Linked DNA regions of Homo sapiens: region 2 is linked to region 1. A link is a loop called in an ENCODE intact Hi-C map of the cell type or tissue named here. Cell type or tissue: ascending aorta. All regions are shown on one strand. Links, peaks and the distances in the headings refer to the core of each region. The heading gives the core; the rest is flanking DNA.

Region 1 (2,927 bases), core at 144-2,643:
TGCCTCCTCTTTTTTTATCTAGTGCTTTCAGCACAACCTATCATATGAGCAAAAAGTATACATTAATCTAGTAGATGCACCTGCCTATTTTATCTTGTGGTTTAACTTCCAAGAACACTTCCTAAAAATATACAATGTCTTAGCACCAATTACAATGTTATAATTAATTTATCCTTAATTTTCTGAATAAAGTAATTTTCAGGCACATCTTTCCATGGATTCGGTTTGTAGTTCTGGCTAATTGCATGGGCTCAGAAACCAGACGGAATCTCAAGTCTCCTACTTAGTAGATATGTGAGAGGCACAGGGGTTACTCAGTCTTTCTGCACTTCAATTTTCTTCCTATGAAATGGGTTTGACAATGGCATAGAATTTAGAGTATTATGACACATAAATGAGTTAATATAAAGAAACTACTTAAAAAGTATCTAATATACAGTAAAATACCAATAAATTCTAGCTGTATTTGGGAGCTCCCTAAATATGTAGTAGGGAGATATATATTTAATAGGCTTTGTCTTTGTTTAAAATGATTGATTGATTAGGCCATTTATGTTGTAATATATGTTTAACACCATGTAGATCAGGGAAGACAAATATATTTCATGTCCCATTGTCATTTGACTGGTAATGGCTGCCTGGAACACTGTGCTGAAAAGGATTGTGTGTCCACATCTATGACTAGAGAGAGTCATATTTAATTAGCAGTGTCAGCCACAGGTGCAGAAGAAAACAACTGCAAGTGTGCATGTCAGATATTTGGTATAGTTGCTGTAAACTAAATATAAATAATCAAATATTTACACCTAAGTTATTTTATTGGCTCTCTGTATAGAAACAGAATAAAAATTATTTTATTGGCTTTGTATAGACAAAAATTAATAATAATTTAGCATCTACCAACTATCACAGAGAAGATCCGAGTCAGGTATTGAATTTGCAGTGAAGATGTCTGTCTTTCAATACATTACTTTGATTATATAGGTATTTTTGACATGAAAGGGCACATTTCAACTATTTGTATTCAACTACAAAAAGCAAAAAAGATACCACTCTAGTTGTAAAAGATTTAAGCTCATCAAATAAGTAGATATACGGCTTTTTAATAATATATCCTTGCTTCCTACCTGATAGGCTATGTTGTTATAGAATGAAAAATCAGTTCCCCAATGTGCTCACATCTGTTTCTTTGACTAGCCAAACAGGAGCTCATATGGAGGAACCAAGTCTTATTTATCTTTGTATTTCCAATGCTTGATATAGAGCTGATGTTCAGTAAATGTTTGTTGAACCAATGAATATCTTCTATGCCGCAGGGACAGTGGTTGTAGGATTCAAGATGAATGAGATGATCCTGGGTGATGGCTGATGCTGTCATCGCCTGAACACAACAGCACTCCCAGTAGCCGTCGTGGCTGATGGGGATTTTTCAGGCTCCACATGCAGAAGTACATAGAAGTATAATGGCTAGATAATGCCTTAGCTCATTTGCAAAAAAAATCAGCCCTAGCCCTTGTGACCTGGGGCAAGAATTTTAGGAAAATGTCCTTTTGTCCTTATCAGTGGGACTCTTAAAATATTCTTGCTAAGATTTTCAAATTACTTTCAATTTTCCAGATCCAGTGGGTGAGCTCCTTTCATTTTTACTTTATGAGAGTAAAGTGAAGTGTGAAGTCTGAAGTCCCTGACAGTAATATTGCTTCCCTGCTGTTGAAAATACTTCTTCTTCCAGGGCTTCCATCACACTATACTACATAATGTTTTTTCTCTCTCACTGTGTTTCTTTCTGGTCTTCTCTCTTCATCTTTCAACATGTTGCTTTTCCGTAGGGGTCTATTATTGGTTTTCCTCTCCTTTCCACGTATACACTCTTGTTTTCAAATCATCTACTCGTATAAATTCAGCTCTCATCTCTATCACTTACATGTTGGTATTTTCCTAAGTGTCATTTTACACTCTAACACTTGAACTTCAGATTTTTTACAAAATATTTTATTTTTATTAAAAGATTTTTTTGAGACAGGTTCTCACCCTATTGCCCAGGCTAGAGTGCAGTGGTGTGAGCATAGCTCACTGCAGCCTCCATCTCCTGGGCTTAAGTGATCCTCCTGCCTCAGCCTCCTGAGTAGCTGAGACTATAGGCACTTGCTACCATTCTTAGCTAACTTTTTTTGGTAGAGATGGGGTCTTGCTATGTTGCCCAGGCTGGTCTCAAACACTTAGCCTCAAGTGACCCTCCTGCCTCAGCCTCCCAAAGTTCTCAGTCTCCCAAAGTACAGGCATGAACCACTGTGCTCAGCCTTTAGATTTAAATGTTAAAGTTCCCCAAGACATCTTTTCCTAGATTACTTTCAGTCCCCTCAATTTTAAAATATCTAAAATCATAACTATTACTTACTCTGCCAGAACTCTGCTTATACCTCTTTATTTCTTCTATAAATGAATGATATATTTTTTAAGTTACAAAGTTTAGAAAACTCTGAGAAAGCCTATGAAGGTGTTCTTCTCTTCCTCAGCCAATAAGCTTAGTTATTTGTAGTACTTCAAAAATATATCCTTCTGAATCTAACTTTTCCAATATTATACCCATCCTTTCTTTTCTATTCCCACAATAATTGTCCTGGATGAAGCCTTCATTGTTACCTAGATTATTGTTATAGTGTCCTCAATTATCGCCCTGTTTATAAAGACTTCCCTCTATACTGATACTAGAGTTATCTTTTCTAAAAAGTAAGGTGATAACTATCTTTACTAAAAAACTTTTTCCCCTAATTTCATATAGAAAATAACCCATTGCCCTTTTTCCCCTTTGTTCATATAGAAAATAACCCATTGCCCTTCATTCACTCCATAAGAATGGAAAAAATATACCACAGATAAAAGCAAAAGAAGATTAAAGAGAAACAAAACAGAAACAACATCAAAGA
Region 2 (2,927 bases), core at 259-2,758, 60 kb before region 1:
GGCTAAAATGCTAAGCAAGAATTCCAGTAGCTGCCTGGTGTGGGGGAGACACAATTTAGAGTTCAAGTTGTGCTTGATTAGAATATTTAAATCTCAGGCTTATCACTCATACCCCAGAAAGGCCACATCTGATAGTAGTAAAGATCATTCCTAAGACTAAAGTCTATACCTTAAGACTGACAGAAAAAATTAAATTAGAGCCACTCTAATAAAACCAAAAACAAACTTTCCACAGGATCAGTTTGGTCCACAACCAATTTAACTACCTACTATCACAAAATTAACAGTTTTTCAGAGGAAGTTTACCAAATCCAGAGTCTCTACAAAATATTGTCCAATGTACAATCAAAATTGCTGGACATATGAAGAAGTAGAAAGTTGTGACCCATATTCAAAAGAAAAATCAGTCAGTAAACCAGACACATAGATATACAAGATATTGGAACTAGCAAACAAGAAGTTAAAAAGAGTGGTATAGCTATATTAAGAAGTTAATAGATAAAAGGTGAATATAATGAATAAAGACATAGGAAATTTTATAAAACATATAGAAACTAAAAAAATGAATCAAATGGATATCCTGGAACTGAAAAATACAATACCGGAAATCAAAATTGGAAGTGCTTTCAGAATAAAAGTGTCAGTGAAATGGAAGACAGGTGAATAGAAGTTTCCAAACTTATACAAAGATTTTAAAATATGGAAAAAAAAAAAAAGAACAGAGGTTCAGTGGCTTGTGGTACATTCAGGTACAGTATAGGAGTTCCAGAAGAGGAGAGATATAATGAAGCAGAATAAATATTTGAAGGGATGGTGGTTGAACATTTCTCAAATGTGACGAAAAACATCAATAGATCCAAGCAACTCAGCAGACTCCCAGTAAGGTATATTCAGTAGCCAACTAATCACTTTAGTTTGGGTTTGTCATGGACCTTATGACTAGCAAGTTTAACCATTATCTTTTCATATTGTTTCTTTCTTTCTTTTTTTTTTTTTTTTTGAGGCAGAGTCTGCCCTGTCTCAGAGTACTGCTGGAGTGCAGTGGCGTGATCTCCCCTCACTGCAAGCTCCGCCTCCCGCGTTCACGCCATTCTCCTGCCTCAGCCTCCCCAGTAAGCTGGGACTACAGGCACAAGCCACCATGCCCGGCTAATTTTTTTGTATTTTTAGTAGAGACGGGGTTTCACCATGTTAGCCAGATAGTCTCGATCTCCTGACCTCGTGATCCGCCCTCCTCGGCCTCTCAAAGTGCTGCAATTACAGGCGTGAGCCACCACACCCGGCCTATGTTATTTCTATGACACTTCTCACCCTTCAAAGCTGTCTCTTCATTCCTCAATGTTTCTTATTTTAGTAAATGGTACCACATTCACCCTATTATTCAAAATAAAACCCTGGAAGTCATCTGTCGTAGTTTTGTTTGGCTGCTGTATAAATCCTCATAAACTTAGTGTTTTTAAATAACACAAACGTATTGCCTTATGGTTCTAGAAGCCAGAACTCCAAAATGGATTTCACCAGGACACAGTCAAGGTGTCAGCAGGACAGTGCTCCCTCTCAGGCTGCAGGGGAGAGTCTATTTTCTTGCCTCTTCCACTCTGTAATAGATACAAGTGTTCTCTGGCCTGCGGCCATGTCCTCTATCCTCAAAGTCAGTGGCATAACATCTCTCTCTGACTCTGCTTCCCTCTGCTTATGGCACATGGCCTTCTTCTCTTCTGTGTCAAATCTCCTTCTGCTTCCCTCGGATAACAACACTTGTGATTGCATTTAGGCCTCACTTGGATAATCCAGATTAATCTGCCCCATCTCAAGATCCATAATTTAATCACATCTGCCAAGTCTCTTTTTGCCATAGAAGATAACATTCACAGGTTCCAAGTGTTAGGACCTGGATATGTTTGGGGGCCATTATTCAGGCTGTCATACCATCTTGTGTTGTTCCTCTCCCATGCCAACTTTTTTTTTCATAAGCAATTCTTTTTGGTTCTACTTGCAAAATACACTTTAGAATCCATCCTCTTCATCTCCACCGCTCTCTCTCTAATCCAAGCTACCACTAATTATCACCCAGAAAAAAAGTTCCCTCTGGAGGAAACACACTGCCTCCAGATCTCCTTACTATAATCTCCTTCTCATACTTTAGAACATCAAATATCTTTACTTTTAAAGAGGGCTTAGATGATAATATCTAAAGAGCCCCAGTTTACTCTGTTTATCTCCTTCAAAGCATCGCACACATTTAAAAATCAACATCTTGATTTATTTCCTCTGTCAGTTTCAATCAAGAAAAAATATCCTTTTAAGATTTTAAACAGAAAGAATTGGTAACCCTAGTGCTGGGAAATTAGAAGAGCAAAAATGAGGAGGAATCCTGAATAAATGAGAGAGGGGGCCGAGTGCAGTGGCTCACGCCTGTAATCCCAGCACTTTGGGAGGCTAAGGTGGAAGGATCACTGGAGGTCGGAAGTTTGAGATCAGCCTGGCCAACATGGTGAAACCCCGTCTCTATTAAAAATACAAAAATTAGCCAGGCATGGTGGAGTACGCCTGTAATCCCAGCTACTCAGGAGGCTGAGGCAGGAGAATCCCTTGAACCCTGGAGGCGGAGGTTGCAGTGAGCCGAGATCACACCACTGCACTCCAGCCTGGATGACAGAGTGAGACTCCATCTCAAATAAATAAAAATTAAAATAAATAAAATGAGAGAGGAAATGTTACCCAGAGATCAATACCTACAGAAAACAGATATCTCCCCTAGGGCTGGAGAACAAAAGGGAAAAAGTGGTGTTGCCAGAGTTCAGGAGGATATTTATTTCTGGGGATGCTGCACAGCAAGCTCATGAAGCACTCACAGAGATCATCTAGAACCAGAGAGACAGGGGATGAAGAGCATTTTGCCCCATCTTTTATTCCTTAATAGAAGA

Evidence for each region. A loop is a pair of places that touch in the nucleus more often than their neighbours do. Peaks named below come from ENCODE experiments on the same cell type or tissue, not always from the same donor. Only the 100,000 strongest peaks of a DNase experiment are listed, where the experiment ranks them.
Region 2: a loop joins it to region 1, with 4 times the contacts of the local background. A loop is called at or near these places in 2 of 110 quality-filtered maps.

What each region holds. Positions count from the first base shown.
Region 1 is chr9:104,433,869-104,436,795 of GRCh38, forward strand. All of the region lies in intron 1 of LOC105376195 (a long non-coding RNA gene), which reads left to right. Among named protein-coding and RNA genes, the nearest start is that of OR13F1, 69 kb to the right of the region's middle. In ascending aorta, for the core only: no CTCF peak of the experiment used is centred there; no DNase peak of the experiment used is centred there.
Region 2 is chr9:104,373,279-104,376,205 of GRCh38, forward strand. No RefSeq gene overlaps it. Among named protein-coding and RNA genes, the nearest start is that of OR13F1, 130 kb to the right of the region's middle. In ascending aorta, for the core only: no CTCF peak of the experiment used is centred there; no DNase peak of the experiment used is centred there.